Linked DNA regions of Mus musculus: all the other regions are linked to region 2. The links are chromatin loops, found by intact Hi-C in ENCODE. Cell type or tissue: heart. All regions are shown on one strand.

The links. Peaks named below come from ENCODE experiments on the same cell type or tissue, not always from the same donor. Only the 100,000 strongest peaks of a DNase experiment are listed, where the experiment ranks them.
Region 1: it touches region 2 in a loop (2.7-fold over the local background); 10 of 42 quality-filtered maps call a loop at or near these places.
Region 3: it touches region 2 in a loop (6-fold over the local background); 19 of 42 quality-filtered maps call a loop at or near these places.

Annotation. Positions count from the first base shown.
Region 1 is chr1:132,418,984-132,426,983 of GRCm38, reverse strand. All of the region lies in intron 1 of Dstyk (dual serine/threonine and tyrosine protein kinase), which reads right to left. Among named protein-coding and RNA genes, the nearest start is that of Dstyk, 5.5 kb to the right of the region's middle. In heart, a CTCF peak has its summit at 3,496 (motif pointing right); no DNase peak of the experiment used is centred here; H3K4me3 peaks cover 146 bases.
Region 2 is chr1:132,364,688-132,372,687 of GRCm38, reverse strand. All of the region lies in intron 2 of Tmcc2 (transmembrane and coiled-coil domains 2), which reads left to right. Among named protein-coding and RNA genes, the nearest start is that of Tmcc2, 23 kb to the left of the region's middle. In heart, no CTCF peak of the experiment used is centred here; DNase peaks (open chromatin) are centred at 1,787, 4,917, 5,391 and 7,563; H3K4me3 peaks cover 1,986 bases; H3K27ac peaks cover 3,771 bases.
Region 3 is chr1:132,473,714-132,481,713 of GRCm38, reverse strand. Rbbp5 (retinoblastoma binding protein 5, histone lysine methyltransferase complex subunit) reads right to left here and starts at 4,347. Exons shown (of 14, transcript NM_172517.2): 1 at 4,187-4,347. The coding sequence starts at 4,205. 6030442K20Rik (RIKEN cDNA 6030442K20 gene) reads left to right here and starts at 4,650. Exons shown (of 2, transcript NR_165177.1): 1 at 4,650-4,992. In heart, a CTCF peak has its summit at 4,686; DNase peaks (open chromatin) are centred at 4,323 and 4,633; H3K4me3 peaks cover 2,561 bases; H3K27ac peaks cover 1,533 bases.

The DNA of each region.
Region 1 (8,000 bases), 54 kb before region 2:
TAACAGGATTTGGTATATTTTTAAACAATTTAATAACACTGCCTTAGCCAGGTGATGGTAGCACACGACTTCAATACACTAGGCAGGGAGAAGCAGGTGGATCTCTGTGAGTTTGAGGCCAGCCTGGTCTACAAAGTGAGTTCCAGGAGAGTCAAGCTGTTACAGTGAGAAACCTGTCTCAAACCAACCAATCAACCAATCAACCAATAAACCAAGTTCCTTCCTTGTTCTCACTCCTGCCCTCTGGGATCTTCCTTAGGTTTACTGCTTCCTCTTGGGGGCAGAAGGTGTCTTCAGGACACTGATCTCCGTTGTTCAGAATGAAACTTAGAATCCATATCCATAATACAAGGCAGCGGTACTCCAACAGACTTACTTACAAGTTAATTAGTGAAGAGCCCCACAGAGAAACTTGACCTCACAGTGCCTGCAGGTGGCCCCTCTGTTCCTTGAGGAGTACAGGCATCCTCCCTCCCACACTTAAGAAGCCAGCTTTTCCAGGTTAGACTAGTAGGAATGTCTATGTCTTCCCATGGAATAAGCACCAGAGGGCAGGTCAGTTGTTTTTTCACGAGAAAGTGAAATCATTTTCTCAGAGGGCTTTGTATGCCAAAAACTAAGGCTGACTTTGCTCCAACCGGCGGCTACTGTTCTCCACAGCCTTCCTTGTCCTTCCTATCTTCACAATATTAAAGCCAACGTGTATTTTACAGGATAGTCCTAAAGAGAAAGATCAGAAAAGTCCAGCTGCGGTCTCTCTAATCTGAATAGAAAGAGTTTTCATAAAAACAAGTCTTGTAACCTAGCGGCATCTGGGCTCTGCAAAGTCAGGGGTGGGAATGGGGAGACAGAGGGAAAGAGAGAAAGATGAGAGAAAAAGAGATAAGAGAGGGGTGGGGGAAATTGTGGGAAATTCTCTCCTTACTCTCTGGAATGGATAAAAGCCACCAAAGTGGAGTCAATCTGACATAAGTAAGGCATTAAAGCTCTTAATCTGATTAATCTAAATTTAGATACTTCACATCCATCCAAGTAAAGAGATAAAAGGCACTTTTTAAAAAGAAGTGTATTGTAAAAATCAAAGGCTTTTATGAATACATAACCAAGACATTATTCTTCAGAACAATTCAGATGCATCAATTAGCTAGACATGTGAAAAGCAAGACAGTTCTTACATCCCACTTCCATCTTCCTGCCCAGGGAACAGTGCCCCAGGGAGTAGAAGCACAGCTCCAAATTGAGCCTGGTCCAAAGATTCCCACAGCCACATGGCTCAGAGCTGGGGAATCTGTCAGGTCTCAATTTCTAAGAGCCCAAGACCACCAAAGACTGAATCTTCTAGCCCAGAAAGGGCCTGTACTAAGCCTGTGTATCCCCACAAGGGACTCCAGCCAGTTCCAGGATATAAGAAAGACACCTTCCCCATACACAGTACCAACTCCCAGTACCATGGAGAAAACAAAACCCACTGTCTTAGATGCTATTTCCCCACACGCAGGGTAAATTCACATTGGGTCTTGTAACCCTTATGGGCGGAGAACTCACATTTCTAAAGGAGCCTCACATTCTTCTAAGAAAGGTGGAGATGGGAAGCTCACTAATGGAATGGGATGGGATGCATTCTGCACTGGACCTCACAAACATGACAGTCATTACCCACAGTGTTAGAGTACCTCAACTCCTTTCAAAGTGATCCTGGCCCTGCAATCAGGTAAACTCTCTCTACTACTGAGTCAACCTCCATTCTTCAACTCTTTTGATCAATGCCATATTTTGTGTGTGTGTGAGAGAGAGAGAGAGAGAGAGAGAGAGAGGGAGAGAGAGAGAGAGAACATTTATGCATCGTACACACACCTGTAAAGGTCAGAGAACAACTTACAGGAGGAATTGTTTTTTCCCTCTACCATATGGAGTCTGGGTCTTCAGTCTTCTGTTTGCTTTGTTTTGTTTTTGAGACAGATTCTCTCTGCATAGCCCTGGCCATTCTGAGGCTCTCTATGTAGACTTGGCTGGCCTCAAACTCACAGAGATCTACCTTTCTCTGCCTCGAAAGTACTGGGATTAAAGGTGTGTGCCATCACGCCTGGTTTAGGTCTTCAGGTTTGTATGCCCTCCCCCATCCCTTCAAAGACAGGTGATTGGCGTGTAGGCAAAGCATCTGTAGACGAGCTCTGGTGAGATGTTATTAACCATCCTTTCCTAACTGCAGTCTGGAGTGACTGATCTCAGGCCCCTGGGCAGAACGGCTTCCATAAAGGGCTGCTGAGTGCATGAGCTCTAAGAACCTACTTCTCCTACACTGATGGCGCTCTGGTCTAGTTGGTATCTCGTGAAAATCATTCTTAGGGACAGGAAAACAATTATTTTGCATAGGGCACGGACTCGAACTTCAGCCCAGCTTGATATTATGGCTCGTGTCTATAGTCCCGGCCACTCAGGAGACTGAAGTAGCAGGATCATGCAAGCTTAGTTTAGGACCACCCCAGCATGCAACAGAATGAGAGTCCACCTCAGGAAAACAAACAACAAGGAACACTGGGGACAGTCTCTGTAAATAGGGACTGGTGGGTCTGCCCAGCAGCTGCTGCAGCCAGCAGGCAGGCCCGCCCTCTCAGGCACTGCCACAGCGGAGAAAGTGAAGCAAAGGGAGCAGAAATTCAGGAGCCTGGTGATGGCATGGTGCTGTCGGGTTTTGTAAAAAAGCTCTTTTGCTAACATACTCAATAAAAAGTTGAAGCAGTTTAAAAAAAAGGGGGGAGGAGCCTCAAGTATAACCATCTATCAAAAGCACCCAGGGTCCAAATAGTAAGACATGGATGGCTCTACAAAACTCCAGATCCCCAAGTGTGTGGAAATGGTCTTCTGAAAGGAAAATTACGTTGTATTTGATTTTGTAGCATCTTCCAGAAATAGAAATAATTTAATAGGTATTTTCCCATTATATACAAAGCAATTCCATAAGCACTACTGGACCAGGACACAGACATGAAACCACTCTTTTGCCTTAGACACTCACAATCTAGTCGGCAGAGAAAGATGAACATTCTTATAGCTAGCACGAAAAGAAAGAAAGAATTACAACCCAGGTCTGTAGGAATGAAGCAGTGAGCACAATGTGAAACTTCTATTTTCCTTTACTTCAATAACACGTTTTTGAGGCTTTATTTTTAAAAGATAGTTATGTTGTTTTTATAGCGCTAAGGCTCAATCCTGGGGCCCTGCACATACTATGCAGGTGTCTACTGCTGCATAACATTCTCAACCCCAAAAGAGTGGTCTTAAAGTACATTTCCCACATTCTCCTAGTCTACTGAGACAGAATATGCGAGTGAGTGAGTTCACAAGCAAAAATTAACAACCATACTGGATTTTTATTTAACTACGTGGTTTCTTTTTAAAGATTTTATTTACTTTTAATTTCTATAAATGATTATATGTATGTATGCATGCATGTATGCACGTAGAGCATCTGTGTGCAATACTTGAGGAGGCCAGAAGAGAGCATCAGATCCCATGGAACTGGAGTTACAAAAGATTGTGAGCCATCATTGTATGGGTGCTAGGAATCAGACCTGGGTGCTCTGGAAGAGCAGCCAGTATTTTAACTGCTGAGCCATCTCTCCAACACCTCAATACATATTTTCTTTACAAAGTGCTTGCAGATGCTGGGCATGGTTGCACCTATGAACTCTCAACAATATGGCTGACTGCATGAGACCTGCACAAGGTCACACCAGTCAACATGTCAACATGGGAAAAGGTTTATAAGACCTCAACCTCACTGCTGAGAGAAAGTCAGTTTCTTCAGAGACAAACAGGATGGGTTGCCCAAGCCTAGGTGGCCAGCCCTAAACCCATGAACATACAGGCAATACCAATTGGCTACAATAGCGTTAGTGTGGGGGTTGGGGAGGGGTGTGTGTATGTAGTGCCTAGAAGAGGAAATAGATTTGAAATTGAGAGGAGGATGTCGGGGGAAGCATAAAGGAATTGGAAGAAGAGGGAAGGGTTAAAATAATGTAAATATAGTGTACTCACATAGGAAATGGTTTTTACAACATGGTCCATGGATTTTTAAGTGTGTCCAGCATAATCTTAGACAATTAAAAAATAAATAAGTAATAAAGCTGGGGATGTCAAGGCTCTGATCTTAGCACTCAGGAGACCCGAGGAGGCTGGACCACATCTTCTTCACTGAATAAGGTCTTCCACTGCAGTAAAGCATGGTCCCAAATGAGGACTCATTTGTAACCGTCTCTGTGAAGAATGCATTTGTATTCCCAAGCCAGGTAGGAAAGCTCAAGGAGCCACAGAAGCAGAACTGGACCTGGAGCCAGGAGACCTGAGCCTACCTGGATTCTCCAGCACAGCGCTGTTTCGCCCGTCCCACACTACATTCCTCTGCCTCATTCTCTCCCCTTCCCTGCAAGCACATGCTCCCACTTGCTAATCCAATGTCCATCACCTCCCACCACAGGCAAGAGCCACATCTATTAAGATCTACACTCAAGCTGTAGTGTCCACTTTCTCTAAGTGTCACAATTTTGTAAGGTGAGCATTATGACCACCACATCATACAGTAAGAAGTGATCCTTTTTTGTTTGTTGTTTTGACTTTTGAGACAAGATCTCATACGAAGCCCAGGATAACCTGGAACTCTATATACAGCTCAGGCTGATCTTGAACTCAAGATCCCCCTGCCTCAGCCTCCTGGAGTGCTGGGGTCACAGGCACAGCACCACTGCAGACTAACCTTTGATACAGATTGCCAGGACACTGATTTCAGTATTAGTGCCTTGCTTCTAAAATTCCAACAACCCATCTATATAAAACAGTAACCAAAAGAGGCCACAGAATACTGAGGAAACACATTTATTTATTTATTTGGATAACAAGAAGCAACCAGCTATAACAATTTGAGGATTAAAGTTCATTTTTAAAAGGCCTATAATCAAGCGGATGTGGTGGCACACACCTTTAGTCCCAGCACTTGGGAGGCGGAAGCAGGTGGATCTCTGTGAGTTCCAGGCTAGCCTGGTGTACAGAGAATTTTCCAGGACAGCCAAAGCTACATAGTGAGACCCTGTCTTGAAGATAAATAGACGTAAACACTAGCCACTCTACCTTCTGCTTTCCTCTCAGCTTTACCTGCTGCCTGTGCATGAATTCTATATGAGACTGTACCTCTGCAGAGGATCTATATGAGACTGTACCTCTGCAGAGGATCTATATGAGACTGTACCTCTGCAGAGGATCTATATGAGACTGTACCTCTGCAGAGGATCTATATGAGACTGTACCTCTGCAGAGGATCTATATGAGACTGTACCTCTGCAGAGGATCTATATGAGACTGTACCTCTGCAGAGGATCTATATGAGACTGTACCTCTGCAGAGGATCTATATGAGACTGTACCTCTGCAGAGGATCTATATGAGACTGTACCTCTGCAGAGGATCTATATGAGACTGTACCTCTGCAGAGGATCTATATGAGACTGTACCTCTGCAGAGGATCAAGTTCAGGCCTCCAACTTCTTTTGTCCACCACCCAATACACACAAATAGGTGTCTGTAATGACGACACTTATAGTCTTTCTTAAGAGAAAAGTGTAAGCCAAAGGTATGTCTTCACCCCTGCAATCTCTGGTGAGGCAGGATACAGGTTAGAGACCAGCCTGAGCTACGTTTTGAAACTCTATTTAAAGGAAATGGAGAGGGAGAAGAAAGAGGCAGAGGGAAGGACTGACACCCACTCACCTAAGAAAAGGCCAATGTCTTGACTCTTTAGCGCCCATCTGTAGCCCACTGAGCAGCACATCCCAGGCACTCACACATCTATTTAATAATGGCTACTATGGGGCTAGCCGGGAATGCAGAGGCAGAGGGATCATTTAACAGAGGAACTTAAGACCATCCCAGAAGAACACAGTGAGACCGCATCAAAAGCAAAAGATAGCTGCTACTTACGCACCTTAGCATGGCTGCTCTAAACCTGCGCAATATTAACTCCAACAATCCTAGAGGTAAGGACGATTACAGCCTCCATCTCCAGATGAGGAAGCTGTGACACGACATAGTTATGATCAGTTAAGACCAAAGGGAGGCAACACAAGCAACAGAGTTCCTACCAGACATATATGAGTCACCGCAACGTCTTAAAATGGAGAAGATTAAGACAAACTGCAATAGCCAGGACCTACACTGGATCATAAAGTAAGACAAATACTTTTCCTTCTATTTTGTAATACTCTACCCTGCCTCTCCTAAAAGGGTTCAAAGCCTTTATCTCATTGCTTCTGAATGCTCTAGCAGAAGAAGAAAACAAAACAAAACAAAACAAAACAACACAACAGACTGAGAGGTTTCTCCCCCACAGCTACATAAAATGACTTGGACAACAGAGGGAGAACCGAACCAAAGAATTTTCTTTTATGTTTCAGTTTTCTTTGTACAAGCAAAACTCTTTTCAAAAACAACATTTTAAGAGTTCTACTTAATCTATATCACTATCATCACCACCAGTACACCGCCCAGGCTGACCTGGGACATACAATCTTCCCATCTCAGCCACTGACTTGAGTGAATATAAATCTATCAAAATAAGAGGTTTGGCATTCTTCCCAGGTCTCTGTGGTTGAAAGTGAAATTTTTAAAAATGTCATTATATATTATGACAAATGGCATACAAAAAATATAATAAATTGATTTCTAAGGTTGCCACCTCTTTAGTTCAGTGTCTTCAAATTATAGTTAGTCTCTAATTTTCAGTTGCTCAAATACTACACTGCATTAAGCAGAGGAGGGCTTGTTAGGTTAAGAACTGAATGCCCCTTTCCGTCATGTTCTGAGTCCCTATTAATCAGAAACCAACACTCACAAAAGAAATTTGAGACAACCTCCAAGTGACTTTGACCTTACCAAAAAGCTCCAGCTAGCACAAAGGGCTAATTGTCCTTTAAGGACTGGTTCTACTTTCTAACACCTTTACTTAAATAACCAGGACAACAGCATCCTTCAGCTAGACACAGAAAGAGGTACTTAAAAACTCTGGTGCAGCCTCACCCTCAAAATGTAAAATGCTGGTATGGAACAAAATCAATTTGTTCCATACCCTCTCATCTGTGTCCTCCTCGGATTTTATAGAGATAGGCACATTCCAAAGGGTGAAGAAAGTTTAAATATGCAAAAATTAGATCACGATGCAGTCAACCAGAAAAGCCAATTAAGCAAAATACAAAGGTGTTTTTGTATGTCTTAGGTTTGCCTTTAAAGAAAACAAAAGCCAACCAAGATGCTTCAAATTTTGAAAATCTCCAACTCTCTAAATTAAATCTATTCTGAGTTGGTTTTCTAGGTTTTGGTTTTTTGTTTTGTTTTGTTTTGTTTTTAAGAGTAACTCTGAAACAGTCACTTTAAAGTAAGGGCAGAAACAGAGGGCTTTTAAAGCAAAGCTTCTGACGGAAGAAGTTGCTGCCAAACTCTGGGTCCATTGAAAAATATGAGCTGCCTCACCAACTGCTCTAGACAGCGTCTAGAAGTGTCAAAAGCACAACTTCAGAAAAGTAGTTATCACTCTAGTGTTTTTTATGTCCTGAAGTAAAATAAGATCTTTTGCCTGGAGGTGGTGGTGCACACCTGTAATCCCAGCACAGGGAGGCAAAGGCAAGCAGATCTCTGAGTTCGAGGCCAGCCTGGTCTACAGAACTAATTCCAGGACAGCCAAGGTTACACAGAGAAACACTGTCTCAAAAAAAAAAAAAAAATTTTTTTTTAAAATACCTATACTCTGTGTGTGTGTGTGTGTGTGTGTGTGCGAGTGCACACACATGTGTGTATGCACAGTGGCCTATATGTGGAGGTCAGCAGACTACTTTCAAGAGTAGGTTCTCTCCTGGTCAACTCAGGGCATCAGGATTGGCAGCAGGTACATGTACCAGCTAAGCTATCATGCTGACCCAAAACAAGGGCTCTTTAAATTGCTATCCTGGGCAATAGAAC
Region 2 (8,000 bases):
CTGGACCCCAGCTGCCATTCTAGTTCCCAGTATATTCCTTTCTCTTCCTTACAGCTCTCTTGATACCCCTCCCCCCACCCCAGAACTGGCTTGCTATCCATAGCTAGTGAATAATTCAGCATGTTCAACAAAAGCTAAGTCAGATCCATAGTGATACTGTGATCAAGAGGCCCCCTTGAGGGCAGCTGGAAAGGCGAACCTTGTCCTGGATAGACAAGCGCCCTGTAATATTAACTTCATTATATAAGGTTTCTTCGCCTCCTGAGAAGGCAACTTCAATGTTACCTGGGCCCTGTTCCTGTCTACTTACCTTTTGGGGGACTCCCTGGTCTTGTAGGCACACCTCTGAGACATGCTGGTACCAACAGTCAGTCAAACAGCATGCTACAGTTTGCAGAGTGCTTTTGTGCATATTTCTTGTCTAATCATATCAGCTCCTGGTAAGCTCGGAGCCCTTGAGTCAGCGGGAGCCTACAGGAATTGTGTTTCAATCCCCTGCTTTAGGGAAAAAAAAAATGTTCTCAATTATTTGTGGCAAATGGGGTCGGGTAGAGGGTACTTTGTGTCCTAAAAATTGTGCAGAAAGGAGATACCATTTCCTCTGGGTCACTTTCTTCAGGGCCTGTTCCCAGTACATCCTCCTCTGGGGAGCAGAGGACCATTCAGAAGTGAATTTGGTTTGCTCAACCATGAGCCAGGTACATGGTTGTTTCCACTGACCAGGTTCCCATGCCCAGGAGTGACAGTCCTGCCCTGACCTACCCACCCCCTACACACACACACCAGAGTATCTGAGACATTAGGTCAACAAAAGCCTGGCAGGCAGAGGAGGCGCCTCCTCCCTTCCTGAAGGCAGCTGAAAGGTCTCATGGTATATGCACGCCAATGCTGTGCTGGGGCTTTCCCTCACTAGACCCTCTGTTTGCTGCTCCAGCTCCTGGGGCTGTGTCTCCACACACTCCTAGGGTACATGCCTGCCCGTGTCTCTCCACATACTCCTAGGGTACGTGCCTGCCTTGATTCCTTGACTGCTGCAGCTCACAGTTAGCAATATAAACCATTCTCTTGTCTTCCCAGCAGAAAGCAGTACCTACTGGTGACCTGGTTAGGTCTAAGAGTAAGTGTGGGGTAATGACTTCCCTGACCTCTGTTTCCAGGGGAGGCGTGGTGAGCACCAGGGAAGCTGCCAGCCTCCTGAGAAGCCTCTCTGGGACTTTGCCACACAACATGTGCAGCCCAGGAGTCTTTTGTCTTCCAAGGAACTGAATTTAACTGCTTCTCAGCTGTTCTCGGGCTTCTCACTCTGTAGAATGCGTGGATGCTGCTGAGTGAGTTTTACATTTTATTTGTGTTCCATGGTACTAGGGAGTCGAGCCCTGGGCTCCATGCCTGCAGAGCAAGGACTCTACCACTGAGCTATGCCCAACTCTATTTATTTTATTTTTAAGAGAGAAAAAAAGTAAATAGCATGATTTGTTTTATTTAAGGCAGAGAAAAACAAAAATCTTAAAGAAATAAGGACCTGATATCAAAATTGAGTGAAGAGGAAGTATGCTAAATGAGGAAGCAGCCAGTGTGAGAGCGAGCTGAGCCCTGAGGGCGCGCAGAGGAGTGTGGGCCCAGGACCTGGGCTCCTTCCAGTTTCCTGCTCCAGGACAATGTGAGCCCATCTATGGCCCCCAGACTTAGCTCTGTGTGGCTAAGCTGAGGCTAGACACCTCCAGCTGCAGCTCATCTGCCTCGGCCTGTAGGCCGGTGGTGACAGCTGCTTCTGCCATGCTACTGCCTCTTGCTCAGCCAGAGCGTGGAGGAAGTGACCAAGAGGGACGGCCAGCACTTACTAGGAAGTATGTGTGCCGTCTACCCAGCAGCACATCTCCTTTGCAGAGAGAGTTGCTTGGTGACTCAAGGGCCTTCAGAACCATTGCTTAAATACTTGTGGCAGCTCGCCCCATGGCTTCTTGCCACTCTCAGCTTCACTCCAGATGACAGCTACTTTTCTGTCCCAGGCTAAATCGTGAAGGAACTGTCTGTGAAACTGTGATGTGTCCATGGGTGTATGCAATCACATGTGGTGAGAGAGCCTCGGTTCTAATAACCTATACCAGTACAGTGTGTCAGGCCCCATGTACCATTGGCAGCTAGCAAGGCCGAGGCACAGTTTACACACTCTCTCTGTGCCCGTGCCCATGCCTGAGCCCATTCTGGTTCATTGGCCTCATCCTGCAGGCTGTATCGCTTGTATAGCTTGTGGGTAGCAGGGTAAGGGTCTCTATCAGCCATTCTGACTCCCAAACACTCTGCCAGGCTCCTGGAAAGTTAACTCAGCATCCACAGAGCCCATTCTGCACGTATCTTCCTGACAGACATATTCACCTTTAACTCCTGCCCTTACACACACACACATACACACACACACACACACACACACACACACACACACACACACACACAGCGTGGATGCTTTCAGCCTATGCTCTAGAGCAACTGTGGAACCAAGCTTGAAACACAAGGTCATGCAAATGATCCTTGCAGCTCACAGTGGCAGACTGAGGGTCTCTGCTCATGGACAAAGACAAGGACAGCCTCATAGAGAAGAAGGGCTCTGCCTGCCAGCTTGCCATGCAGACACTGAGTAGTCCCTATTTGTTCCTTTTCTCTTAGAGACTACTGGTTCATCCCCAGAGCTCTTCCCTCCTTCTTCCTGACCACCATTGTGATGAGCTACTCTAGGAGTCAAGCTGAAGTGTCCTTCTGGGGTGCAGTTTTCCCTATGGCCATCTTAATGCCATGCAGCCTAACAGAACCATTTTTCTGCTCTTCTGAGCTTTGTGGATCAGGAAGTGTGGGAAGGAAGCCCTGCCAGTCAGAGACAGCTCCACAGTAAAAGAGAAGTTGGGGGTGGTGGGAGAGAACCCCAGTTCTAGCCCTCCCTGACTTCTGGTCTCCTGTGGTCACTGCAACTGCCTCCTCTTCCTCAGGTTATGGGTGAGTGAGATGGTTCAGTGGGTAAAGTAAAGGTATCCACTTCCAAGCTTGGTAGCCTGAGTTATGGAAGGAGAGCACCAACTGCAGCAGGATAGCCTCTGTCCTCCATATGTCTGCTGTGGCACGTGTGACCATATGCATACATACACTGCACACATAGATAGATAGATAGATAGATAGATAGATAGATAGATAGATAGATAGATAGATAGATGGATGGATGGATGGATGGATGGATGGATGGATGGATGGATAGATAGATAGATAGATAGATAGATAGATAGATAGATAGATAGATAGATAGATAATGAAATAAATATAATTTTTAAAAAGAAAAAGGAAAGGGATGTTTAGAAAGAGATGGATGAGGGAATGCCTTGGAGGACATGGGATATTCCCAGGCAATCATGGGAAGCCCAAGACCTTAGGCAAGAAGGTATCGTGTGCTGGTATGCACTCTGAGCCTGGTACAACCCACTGCTCACAAGCCTGTGGGTAAGCTGCCCTGTGGGTCTAGTGCTCTGGTACTTTTGTATACTCATACACTGTCCTGGTCAGTTTTCATACTCTGTGGAGAGGTGAGGTGTCCAGGGAAGCCTGAAGTGTAAACTCAGCTCTACAAGGAGGAGCGCAGTGAGAAATGTCACGCATTTGCAGACTTTATATTGTACATTAATGCTGTGAATTTAAAGTCATTTGGCCAACAAATATATACCTATATGTAGGCAACAATGAAATTTGCAAGGAGGGTTATATGGGAAGGTTTGGAGAGAGGAAAGGGAAGGGAGAAATTATATAATTATATTATAACCTCAAAATATAAAAGAAATAATTTTAAAAATTCTTAGTTCTGGGGCTAAAGAGGTAATTCAGAGGTTAAGAGTATTTTGCTCTTCAAGGACCCAAACTTGGTTCCCAGCACCCACTTCGGAGGCTCATAACCACCTGAAACTCCATCTTCAGGGGATCCAGTATCTCCGGCTTCCACAGGCACCTGGGCTTACATGCACACACATGCAGAATTTAGAGGTTTTTTTTAACTTTAAAAATCTTAAGGCCGGGCAGTTGGTGGCACAAGCCTGCAATCCCAGCACTTGGGAGGCAGAGGCAGGTGGATTTCTGCGTTTGAGGCCAGCCTGGTCTACAGAGTGAGTTCCAGGACTGCACAGAGAAACTCAAAGAAACCATAAGAAAGGGGGGGGGGGGAGCGGGGAAGGGGCTGTCTTGGGGATAGGATTTCAAGTCATACTTGTTCTCACCTGGGATGGGTCTACTTCAGAGAACTTCCATTCCAGTTCACTGAGATAATCAGCCATCACCCTCCACTTTCATTGTCAATGGAGATCTGCCTCATGATGGCCACAGGAAGGGCCCCAGATAAACAGAAGGTCTACTTCTTTCCTTCCTTTAGTTTAGTAGGGACAGCAAAACTTTTTATTAATAACCATTATACAAAAGGAACAGTGCTTGTCAAAACATAAAGGGGAGTTATTTATGGAAGTAGGAGCTGCTTAGCGTTTTCCCAGGCTCCATAGGTCAGAGATGGCTCCAGACATGGAGACCTGTGTGATGTGACTTGCCAGCCTCCTCACAAAGCCTAAGTCATCAGCTGACACATGTTTGCATAGTTTCCAAGATCCTGGGTGGGGGATTCCTGGTCTCGGTGATTTTGGCTGCAAACCTTGGCACTGGCTCCTAGAGATAGCACTGGGCCCTCCTTATCTCTTGGAACCTTCTTGAACTTGGGACTGCTGCATCAGTATGATCCACATTGGCCCTCAGTATTTAAGTCCTGTGTGCTTCTTGAGGCTCAGATGCGTGCAGAGTCTCTGAATGGGTATTCTGCCTGGGGAAAACTGCTCAGAGACAGTGGACCTAGGACTCTACAGGCTCCTTCCTCGCTACTCGCTGTCCTCGACTGTGGCCCTCTGGCTCCCTCTGCTGACCAATAGGATTTCCTACCAGGACTGTACAGATGAAGTCCAGGGAGAAAGAGACTGCTGTGAGTTGGCCATCTTTGTTGTCTCTTGGGTGGTGTCTGTCTGGGCAGTGCTAGGGGACAGAAAGCAGAGGGCGGGAAGCAGAAGCCAGGAGGGAGCCACAGTGGTGTCCAGAGCAGAATGGTTTCTGGGGACTAAGTCTCAGAACAGAGGAATTCCCTTATTGAAGCTGGCTGACTCCTCCAGGCCATTACTGGGGAATCTGGGGTGGAAGTGACTGTGCCTTAAGTCACTGAACAGGGAAAGAGGAGGCCTGAGTGGGACCCCTTCCGGGAGACTCCCGTAATGCGCTAAAGTGAGGAGTTGGTCAGTCGAGCTGCTGTGAGAGGATTTCTGGTCACTGAGTACATTTTTGGGCATGAGAGGAACTGGTCAGGGCCTGTCTGATGGGTGAACTGTCACTTGTCCTATATTTGCATGTGGCAAACCCCTGCACACAGCCCAGCCAGCCACACTACGACATCTTCCTACTCACTGGGCTGGAGAGAGATCCCTAATCACTGCTCCATCCTCTGGCTCGATAGACCTCCATAGATCCTGCCAGATGGGAAAGAACAGACATGTGCCCTGGGGGAGGAGAGAATCTAGAGCAATCCGCCCCTAATCCCTGGCTGGGCCTCACTCAGACTGGAGATGGCGGCTTCAGAGCCTGGGAGTTTTATTAGCACACCTGCTCGAAGACCCCGGCTCCCAACAGCCAGCTCAATGCTGCCCAAGGACTGTGACTCTGGGAGCCTGGCACTGTCCTCAGACAGCTGGGGCCTTAAAGCTCCTGGCACCTCATTGCCAGCACGGCTTTGGGAAACAGTATCTATGCAGGTGAGGCTCTGGGTCGGGAGGGGGTGCGGGGGGGAGGAAAGACTTCAATGTGGTAGATGCAGTAGGGTTATAGAATAAAGGAAAGTCAGTTCTTGAGGTTGTCAAGCAGCAAGCTCCCTCTGTGGGTTCCTCAGAACCAACCTCTCTCCTGCCCACTTGTAGAGAACTCTGGATGCAGAGGAGCTGGCATAAAATTAAACCCAAAGGGTGCTTCTAGTCATGGTTGCTTCTGTGTTCAGGAGGAGTGTCAGGGAAAAGGAAATGGAGGGGTTCTGAGAGCATTGACCCCCATGGACCAGAGAGAGTTTAGGTTTCTAGCATCTGACTGCTGGAGAGTTAAAGAGCCTCTGAAGTGAAAGAGCAGCTCCAGAGGCGGTTGCACCAAGAGCCTGTGGCTCTACAGCGATGGAAGAACAGTGGGCATTTATGTAGACAAAGAAGCTTTGTTCTCAGAAGGGCCAGGGCTGAAGGGAGGACATAGCTGTGACTGCAGCCACGAAGTAGCCCTAACAGGGTCAGAAACGAAGGTGTAGGGAAGGTTAGAGCCTCCGCCAGCACCAGAGATTAGTCCTTAGGAGCAGAGCAGGCGCGTTGATGAAAGGTGGGTAGCTACACGTGGCCTTGGCATGGATGGGTGTGGCATGAAATAAGAACGTGTTCCCTCATCTATGTGTGGTCTGTACCCAGTAATGCCCCTGCAGAAGCAGTAAAGGGCTTACAAAGCCACTGGGGGCATACTCTGTCTCCTCATGTGGCCTGAGCCGTTGCTATGGGGGATCTTTCCATCTCGATCTCCGCATATACATATGCCCTTTGGGTGCCTATTGAGTATCTGACATCTGACCACCTACCCTCTGGAGAAAGGGCCCTTAAGCTTCCTGGGTATTTTCCCCATATTACCCCCTTGCCTGCCTAGAAGTACTTGGATCCGTATGATGACCTGTCCAAAGCTGGAGCTAACATTTCTATGGGCCCCATATGTTCCCACTGGGAAGAGAGAGCCACCAGTCTGATACAATGGAGCAGGAGCAGCCTCTGACTTCAGGTCCTGAGGCTGGAGGAGGCTTCCCTTCTGCCCCCTACCGTTTTCCCATTAGCCAAACTGCCTCTTTGAGGCTGGAAGATTTTAGCTAGCCGTGGGCTTTCCTCTCCATCTTGATCTGGATTTACTTCCAGAGGGACTTAATTTGTGTGGGGGGGGGGGGTGGGGGGGGTGCATTTCGAGACAGGGTTTCTCTGTGTAGCTCTGGCTGTTCTGGAACTCACTCTGTAGACCAGGTTGGCCTTGAACTCAGAAATTCACCTGCCTCTGCTTCCCAAGTGCTGGGATTAAAGGCGTGCGCCCAGCCCAAGGGACTTAATTTTAAAAAGTAAAGCAAATCTGTGTTCTCTATCCCAAAAGAGTTGATAGAATCAGAGTCTCTCCAGGACAGTAGTGAGCTGCTCAGAGCATCTCCGCTGAGTTACTGCTGAGTCACTCGTCCTGACAAACTCCCCCCACCTTCAACCTGCACAGTCACTTTCTGAGCTCTGATGCAGTGGAAGCCAGACCCTACCCTCAGGAGCAGCATCCTGCATGGTCCCACCGGTGTGGCCAAGCACAGAGACAGATCAGGCTAGCTGATGTAGTGTCTACCATTTGCCTGCCATCTTTCAGAATGCTGGGCTATCATTCAGTGGGGAGGGCAAATGTCCCATGGCCAGATTAATGCAAGGACACTGAACTCAGGCCCAGGAAGAGGCGAGAAGCCCAGAGGGTAATGGGAGCCAAGGCTGGGGAAGTCCTGAGCCAGGAGACTCTGTAATTTGGCAGGGTACCTAATCCAGTTTCAGTTTGTGTTGCTGAAGCAGGGTAGGATGGCAGGTCTGTGGCACGACCAAAGCTAGTAGACAGGGTGCCCAGCTATTCATGAACTGTGGGGAGATCTCCCTGAAGCCAAGACAGAAACAGGAAAAACTGGCCCCAGAGACTCAGAAATCACTCCAGCTCTGCCTTAGCCAGAACATTCATCAGTGTGTCTTAAACTTGGGTATAGCTGCAGCCCTGGCTAGTAAGCTCTCTAATAGGACCATGTCATGGACTCCCCACTGCCTAGATCTGCCTTAGAGTCTGCTCAGCCTATTCATGGCTATTCATCCCAAGTCAGGTAGCCAGAGTGGACCAGCCTTTCTCAGTCAGGCAAGTAGGGTAAG
Region 3 (8,000 bases), 110 kb before region 2:
AGTTAACTTTTAGTGAAATTTCATCTGCTTCTTCAAAAACCTCCTCAGGTCCCCTGTGGGATCCTTGCTTCAAATGGCCTTGGAGCAAGCAGTCCAGGTGTCTCCCATCATATGGGGTAAAGTCTTCATCTCCTTCAAGATTAGGCTGTCAGGAGCTTCTCTCAATAGTCCTATTTGTTTCCTAATTGCCAACAAATTCCTCCCTTTCATACCAGCTTGGAACCATAGTAGCTGGTTTATCTAGACCTTCTGCTGCCTTTAACAGGTGATGGCTCTGTCAGTATTTCTTTCAGAGAAATTCAATTTGTAAGTCTAGATACCATAGGCCATTCCACAGTCTCACATGACCACACCTGTTACATTGCCTTGGGCTTAGTCTTGTCTCCCTAGATCAATCTTTCAAACGATTTCAGGTCTGACTCCACCCACAACTGTACCACAGCACTCACTCAAAACCCTCTGCTGAACAAAATGAACAAAACTCTTTAAGCATAACTTCGAAAAGCAAGGTCAGCCTGGCCCTGGCCAGTACTTTTCATTTTGGATTTTGTCTTTGTACTATCAGCACCTGTGCCAGAACGTAAATTAATCGGGCCCTGAGTACCAGCTGTAGAATACACAATCTCCTGTACTCATTTATTCATGTATGTACTCAGCCATACACTCATTCATGCCTAGGGATGTTTGCTTCACAGAAAGCTCCTACTCCTTTTGTTGGTTGGTGGCTAGGCACTTCCATCTCAGTAGCTCCGTAAAATTTCCCCAAATTTTACATCAATCCCGTCAACAGAGCAGCACTAGCTGCTTTCATATGGCTCCCCTATACTCTAGTGAGATATTGTAACTCTGTATTATACATAATTATTTGTTTCTCTTTTCCTGTTTGTGTTTTTTATCCAGGACAAAAAGCAGTATCTTATACTTTTCAGATGTTACAATTCAATCTACTGAAAAATGAATAAATCATCATAGTCCATGAAAAACAAGATTTAAAAAGAAAATATATTAGAGCAGAAAACATCAGAAGATAGTAAACAAAAGGATTAAACATCATTTCAAAAACTTCTAGGACTGGAGAAATGGCTCAGTGGTTAAAAGCACTTGCTGCTAAGCATGGACCTGGAGTTCAGATTCCGGCATGCACAGAAGCCCAGCACCACCCTGCACAGGCAGTAATCCCAGCACTAAAGGGGGCAGAGATAGAAAGGGGTTTGCTGGCTATCAATCCAACTGAAAAATATGAGCTCCAGGGTGATAGAAAAGACTCTGCCTCAAAGGAAAAGAGCAAAGACTGACAATCCACCACTCCCTTCTCTGGCCTCTTGAGTGCACAAACACCCACACACATGCACACTAACATAGGTATACATCACAGACACACCCATGCCAGAAATAGTCTAACTACACGTGTACATACATAGGGATTATGATAGTTTATTTCTTGGGCCAGTGAGATAGCTCAGTGGCTAAGGATGCTTGCTGCCAAGTCTAAGAACATGAGTTAGAGCTCCAGAACCCACATAGTGAGAGAGAAGTGACTGCCCAAAGTTGTCCTCTGACCTGCACGTGAGCATATACATATACCCCCACACACAAATCCATACACACTAAGTAAGTGATCATTTAAATTTTAAAAATAAAAAATTGTTTTTACTATGAGTTATAGGGAAAGACAAGTTTGAAAACTATCCCGGGCTGGTGATGCAGCATTTGACTAAGTGCACAGGACCAGGGATGCAAGAGGCACTGTCTTCGTAATTTTATCTCCAGTGCATCCACCTGGTACCCAGCAACATCTCAAAAAGTGGTCAGATGGTCACAGAAGTAAAATTAGTATCCTGATGAGGCCACCTGAGTAGCACATCCCACAGCCTAGCCTAGCCTTTTGTTTCCTTTATCTGGCCAGCTGTCCTTCACTGTTTAACTATTCCCACCATATCACCTCTGTTCCTTTTTCCTGCTTGTATTATTATAAAGTTAGTTACAATCACTAACTTTCTCACATAATACTCAGTCATTTCTATAAGAGATTTCTCTTTGGAGCCTCAGACCTCTTTTTAATTGCTGAATCAGCCAATACTAAAAATTCCTGTTTCCCCTATGACCTTTCTGAATCATTCAAAAGAACTTTCCTTGTGACACACACTGTTAACTCTTTCAAAGGACTATTATAACAGCTTTCCTCTTTTCCTCTTATAAACATGGAACATCTCTCTTGGTCTCTACTTCTCCTACACCCTCCTAAAATCACCTTCACCTTAGGCCGCTAAGGAGTGCAAACTGCCCAGAAATTAAAGGGAGCAGGCTTTTCTCAGTTTTCAGACTCAAGTGCTGTCTTGACACTCAACTGGTGTCTATGGAAGGAACTGCTAACCTGTATCCTCCCCTAGCTGCTATACTTAGGGAAATATATGGAAGGTACCTGAAAATGTGACTAGCTCATAGAAGCACTGCATATATTAGTTAACTTATAATTACTTGATCATCCTTTTCCCTCCAGGTAAATAACTAAAGATCTTGTCCCTGACAATATTTGGCCCCTTTCATCTTTTCCCTTCCACCTATTCACACCCAGTCCCAGGGTTTCAATAAGCAGAAACAAATGGTGATCATAAGTCAAGACTTGTCTCCCAAGCTCTCAGTCTACATCCAACAGATCCAAGCTACCTTTCACAATTCCTTGCATCTTATTAGTCAAGCACCATTATTTTGTAGTTCATTTTCTTATCACCACTACACTCAAATACTGCCTCCCCAATGTTTTTTCTTTCTATGTCCCAATTCACACATTCCGTGTATCACTCATACATTGTGGCCTTCCAGACTGGTTTTATATTGTCTCAACATTCATCTATGCATTATAACTCTCCGAAAAACTTTATAAATCAGTGCTCCATCTGAGCTGTTGGTGTATCTGCCCTATCTTCCTTAAAAAGTAAACTGTCCAACCTGGCATCCATGAGTCTCCACAAAATAAACATCATCAACTTAAACTCTTGGTTATCCTCTTTATTACAATATCCACATTTTGGCATAGCAGAAAAATTATCTCACTGAGGGGCAGCAGAGATGGTTCAGTGGTTAAGAGCACTGGCTGCTCTTCCAAAGGTCCCAGGTATGATTCCCAGCACCCATATTGTAGCTCAAAACCATTTGTAACTCCAGTTTCAGGGAATCTGACTCTCCTGGCTCCTGTGGGCACCAGGCACATACATCACTGGTGCACAGTCATACATACAGACAAAGCACCCACACACATAAAATAACAAATTAAAAATTTTCTCATTGGTGTCTTTTATTTTAGATACACCTTTCACATACTTTCATACTTCGTCAGTATTATATCCACAAGCATGCACCCATGCTCCAATAAAGCCGCTATAAAGACAAAGAACACTTTAAAAATTATCTTTGTAAGTGGGCTGGAGAGATGGCTCAGCGGCTAAGAGTACTGACTGGCTGGGCGGTGGTGGCGCACGCCTTTAATCCCAGCACTTGGGAGGCAGAGGCAGGTGGATTTCTGAGTTCGAGGCCAGCCTTGTCTACAAAATGAGTTCCAGGGAAGCCAGGGCTATACAGAGAAACCCTGTCTCGAGAATAAAACAACTGCTTGTGTAGTTCACATTTCCGGGGATCTACACCTCCCTACGGTTAAGGACCTTAAACGGGCAGTCAAGATGACTGGATTCCAAATGCCAACTACGCCACTTAGTGCCGAATTACAACACCCTTACCTATTCCCTTAACCTTTTTTTTATTTTTTATTTTTAAAATAAAATCTGGTTAAGTAACACCTTTCCAGCAAGAGTAATCCCATCTAGGCACCGGATCCCCTGACAGGTCTTCAAAATTGACCCACCCTAGGTCACTCTTCCTCTGACTGCATCTCCAAAACTCTGGTCCTGTCTGATTTGTTACTTCAGCACCTGCGATCTTCGAAATCACAGCTCGGACAAAAAGTGCCTCAATGACTCCACAACTGATCTGAAAGCGGTTTCAGAAAAGTAATGCATTCTCTTCGGACAGAAGCTGGTCTTACTCCTGCTGCTGCAACTCCACCTCACGAGCACTCAATGAACCATCTCCGAAGAGTGTCCCTAAGGTTGCAGCCTGCGGTCCCTCCCGCCCAGGTTCCCTCCTTCCCAATACCGAAGGGTTTGCTAAGTCGCAGGCAAGCCCTCCTCACCCAGCAACTCGAGGTTCATCCCTGCAGACGCTGGCCGCCTGGTCTCCGCACCGGCAACAGTTCCTTCTCCCCCACCCGCTCAGAAGCCCCGCGTCTAAGTGGGGGGCGCCGCGAAGAGCCTGGCGCAAGCTCCGGAGACTTTCGGACTTAGAAGGCCCCGCGGCTTCCGCTTTCCTCCCCCGCCTTCCTTGTTCGTTTTACGTAGCTGTCCACATTTCTCCCTAATTAAAAAAAATATTAAACGCTCTTGTAATCAAACAACTATAATATTATCGAGGGAGAAAAAAATGTCATAGTCAGTCGGAACTCCAAAAAGTACAAGAATGTAAAGCTTTTCTCTCCGGGACCACGTAAGTGAGCAAGAAATTTCAGGCATATCACTAACCCACTAATACTCACAATGCCGTGTGTTCCTTGGGTTGTCCCGGCGGCTGCCTGAGACTCCGCAAGAAAGGTTCCGGGCGATTCTTTCTACCGCAGGAAAGCGGGAAAGGTCGGCCCCTAGTGCAAGAGTGTTGGAGCTCTTTGGCGTGGTCAGAGCGCGTGCTGGCTTGGCTCACCTTACTATGAGTACTATAATTACTATGTGTCTGACTTAGTTTCGTGAAGATTATTTCACGTCTCTAAAACTATGCTATGCATCACATAAAACGGCACGATAGTATTTGTTAGGCCCTTTCCTGCGGTATTACTGTGTACACAACATCGATTAGGGCACAGGAACATTGTCAAGAGAGATGGACTGAGTGTCCCACAGTTCTGTCAGACTTGATGTACACAGAGCAATCAGAGAAGACCAGCTAATGGTAAATAATGGGCGTGGGGTGGGAAGTGTTTATCCAATGTGGTGGGCAAGTCACCCCTGTGTAGCTATAATGACAGTAATCTAGAGGTCCTCCTAACTGACTTCACCGTTATGGGTATTTAACCCTTTCCTTGTGCGTAAAATGACAGTGATAATAATACTACTTAGAGAATTACGAGGATTAAATGAGTTAAGCATATAAAGTGCATAAAAAAATCAGGTGACAGCAAGTATAAGCCATTATTTACCAGTTACTATCTCCTAAATATGTCTTTCATGTAGCCATTTAACCCAAAAACAGTAATTGAGGCTCAGAGATATTGGACAATTTTCACTCCCTTTCGTGTCCAATATTTCCGAAATGCTATCCAAATACTATAGAACCAGAAATAATTTGTAGAAATATTTCTGCACTTCTCACAGTGATTTATTATCAGGTCTCTTTGGCTGTACCCACTGGCTTAGTGAAACAGAAAAAAAAATACATTGTTTCACTTATGAAGTAATAATGATGAACTTTTCACGTGTATATGGGTTTATTTTCTGTAGGCAGACTGTTGGTGTCCCTGGCCATGTTTTTTTCTAATGGAACATGCATTTTGTAAAATTTTCAAGGAAGGAATAATATGATCAAGTTAATGTTTAAAAAATAAAAATTCCTACCCAGTCTTATAGCTCATATATGTAATCTCAGCACTCAGGAAGGAGCCTGGGCTCCCTAGTGAGTCCTGGAGTGAGAGAGAAGAAGGAAATAACATTAGACGGGTTGGGATTTTTGTTGTTGCAGCTGCTGCTGCTGTGCTGGTTTGCTTTGGTTTGGGTTTGGGTTTGGGTTTGGGTTTGGGTTTGGTTTGTTTGCTTTCAGCTCTTCTGGTACTGGTGATTGAACCTAAGCCTTACCTACAGAGCCTACCTATAAGCCTAGCCCTAAAGATCAACCTCTTAAAGACACTGTTGAGTAGGAGTTCCGGTGAGGGGTAAAAACTCTCCAGGAGTTTACTGTTGGCCGTGAAGGATGGTCTGAATCCAATCTACAGGAGAGAAAAACAATCAAGGAGCTTGAGATTAGGAGACAGAATTGGAAGCGGCATAAATGCAAAAGATGTGTGTGTGTGTGTGTGTGTGTGACATGTTTCTGCTTTGGGGGCTCCATTTGCTGGTGCAGAGGATACAGAGAAGGAAACAGCCTGTATAAGGTAGATGTTCTGCCCAGACACGTTGACTAGAGATGATAAAACGTGGACTTCAAAGAGGTCCCGGTTAAAGATGTACTGTATTTTGTCAAGTTTATATATGCATATTTTTGCACTTTAAAAATCTCTGGGGGGGGGGTCTGGGAGACTTTTGGGATAGCATTTGAAATGTAAATGAAGAAAATACCTAAATAAAAAAAATCTCTGAAAAAAAATCTCCAAATTAGTGATAGAGCACGACATGCATGATTATCCCTCAGAATGGAGCCGTAGGGGTTGGCTTGTTGTTGTTGTTGTTGTTGTTGTTGGTTTGATTTGGTTTGGTTTGTTTTTTTATTTTTGGGTTTCTTTTTTATTTTCTTTTTTTGGTATGGTAGACATTGTATTCCTTGTAATTCGTTGTGTTCTACTTTGATTAAAAACTATAATTGGTGGGCTTTGCTTTGTGAGGGCTAATTAGAGTTTATTAATATTACTAATTGTCAAACAGGGTATCTGAAGCTTTGTTTAAAGGGGAGAAATTTTAAATGATTTTTTTCTTCTTGGCCTGGAGCAATTTGTACCTGTCAGTCATGAAAAAAGAACTTGGTTTTTAGCCAGGCTGAACTTCCCTCTCAGTAAGATATTTTCTGTCCTTCATGCAGGAGGCCAGCTAGTATTTATCCCCCTTACTGATAAAAATCATACATTCTAGGCTGGAATGTATGGTAGAGCCTGTGTGAGGCTGTGGGGTTGAGCCTGAAGCACCATGGGGTATGGGGTGGAAACACTCTACCTGGAACCCTTCTGTTCACACTCAGCCAAGAGCTCCTGGCAGCTGGCATAGAGAACATAAGTGTGTTTGAAAGCTGTGTGCTTCCAGCATAGAGACAAGGTTGACAACCACAGCAGAGAGCTGGGGGTGGCATCAAAAATACAAAACAAGGATCAAAGCCTCTCCCGGAAAAAGGGGACAAGTGCAGTCAGTGTTCATTGTCAGCAGAATTACAGATTTAATGTAGTTAAAGAGAGAAAAAAAGGACAGTTACAACACAGCTCTGAATTCCCTGGAGACAAGAAAATTGAGAAGGGAAGAAAAGCACATAGGTAGGTCTGGATGCCATTCCCTGGAAAACAATGGAAGCATACACACACAAACATATACATACAAACATTCACACACATATACATACATACATATATACATACATACATACACAAACACATACATGCATGCATGAACACATACAAACACACATACATACATACAGACACACAAACATACACACACATACATACATACACACAAACATACACACATATACATACATGCATGCACAAACACACACATACATAAATACACGAACACATACAAACATACATACACACACAAACACACAGACACAAACGCAAACATACACAAACATATACACAAATACAGACATACAAACATACACACATACATACATACACAGACACACACATACAAACACACACACACACACACAAACACACATACATACAAAAACACACTTACAAATACACACATACATACACATACAAACACACACAAACATATACACACATAAACATATATACAAAAACACACAAATACACACACATGTACAAAAATACACACACAAACACACATACATGATTATTCCTCAAAGTGTTTTCTGTAGTTGCCAGATAACTGAAACAATTGAATGTTTTGAAAAGCAGGGAGCTTGACCTTTTCTTTTCTTTCCTTGTTTTTTTTTTTGTTTTTTTGTTTTTTGTTTTTTTTTTTCGAGACCGGGTTTCTCTGTGTAGCCCTGGCTGTCCCAGAACTCACTCT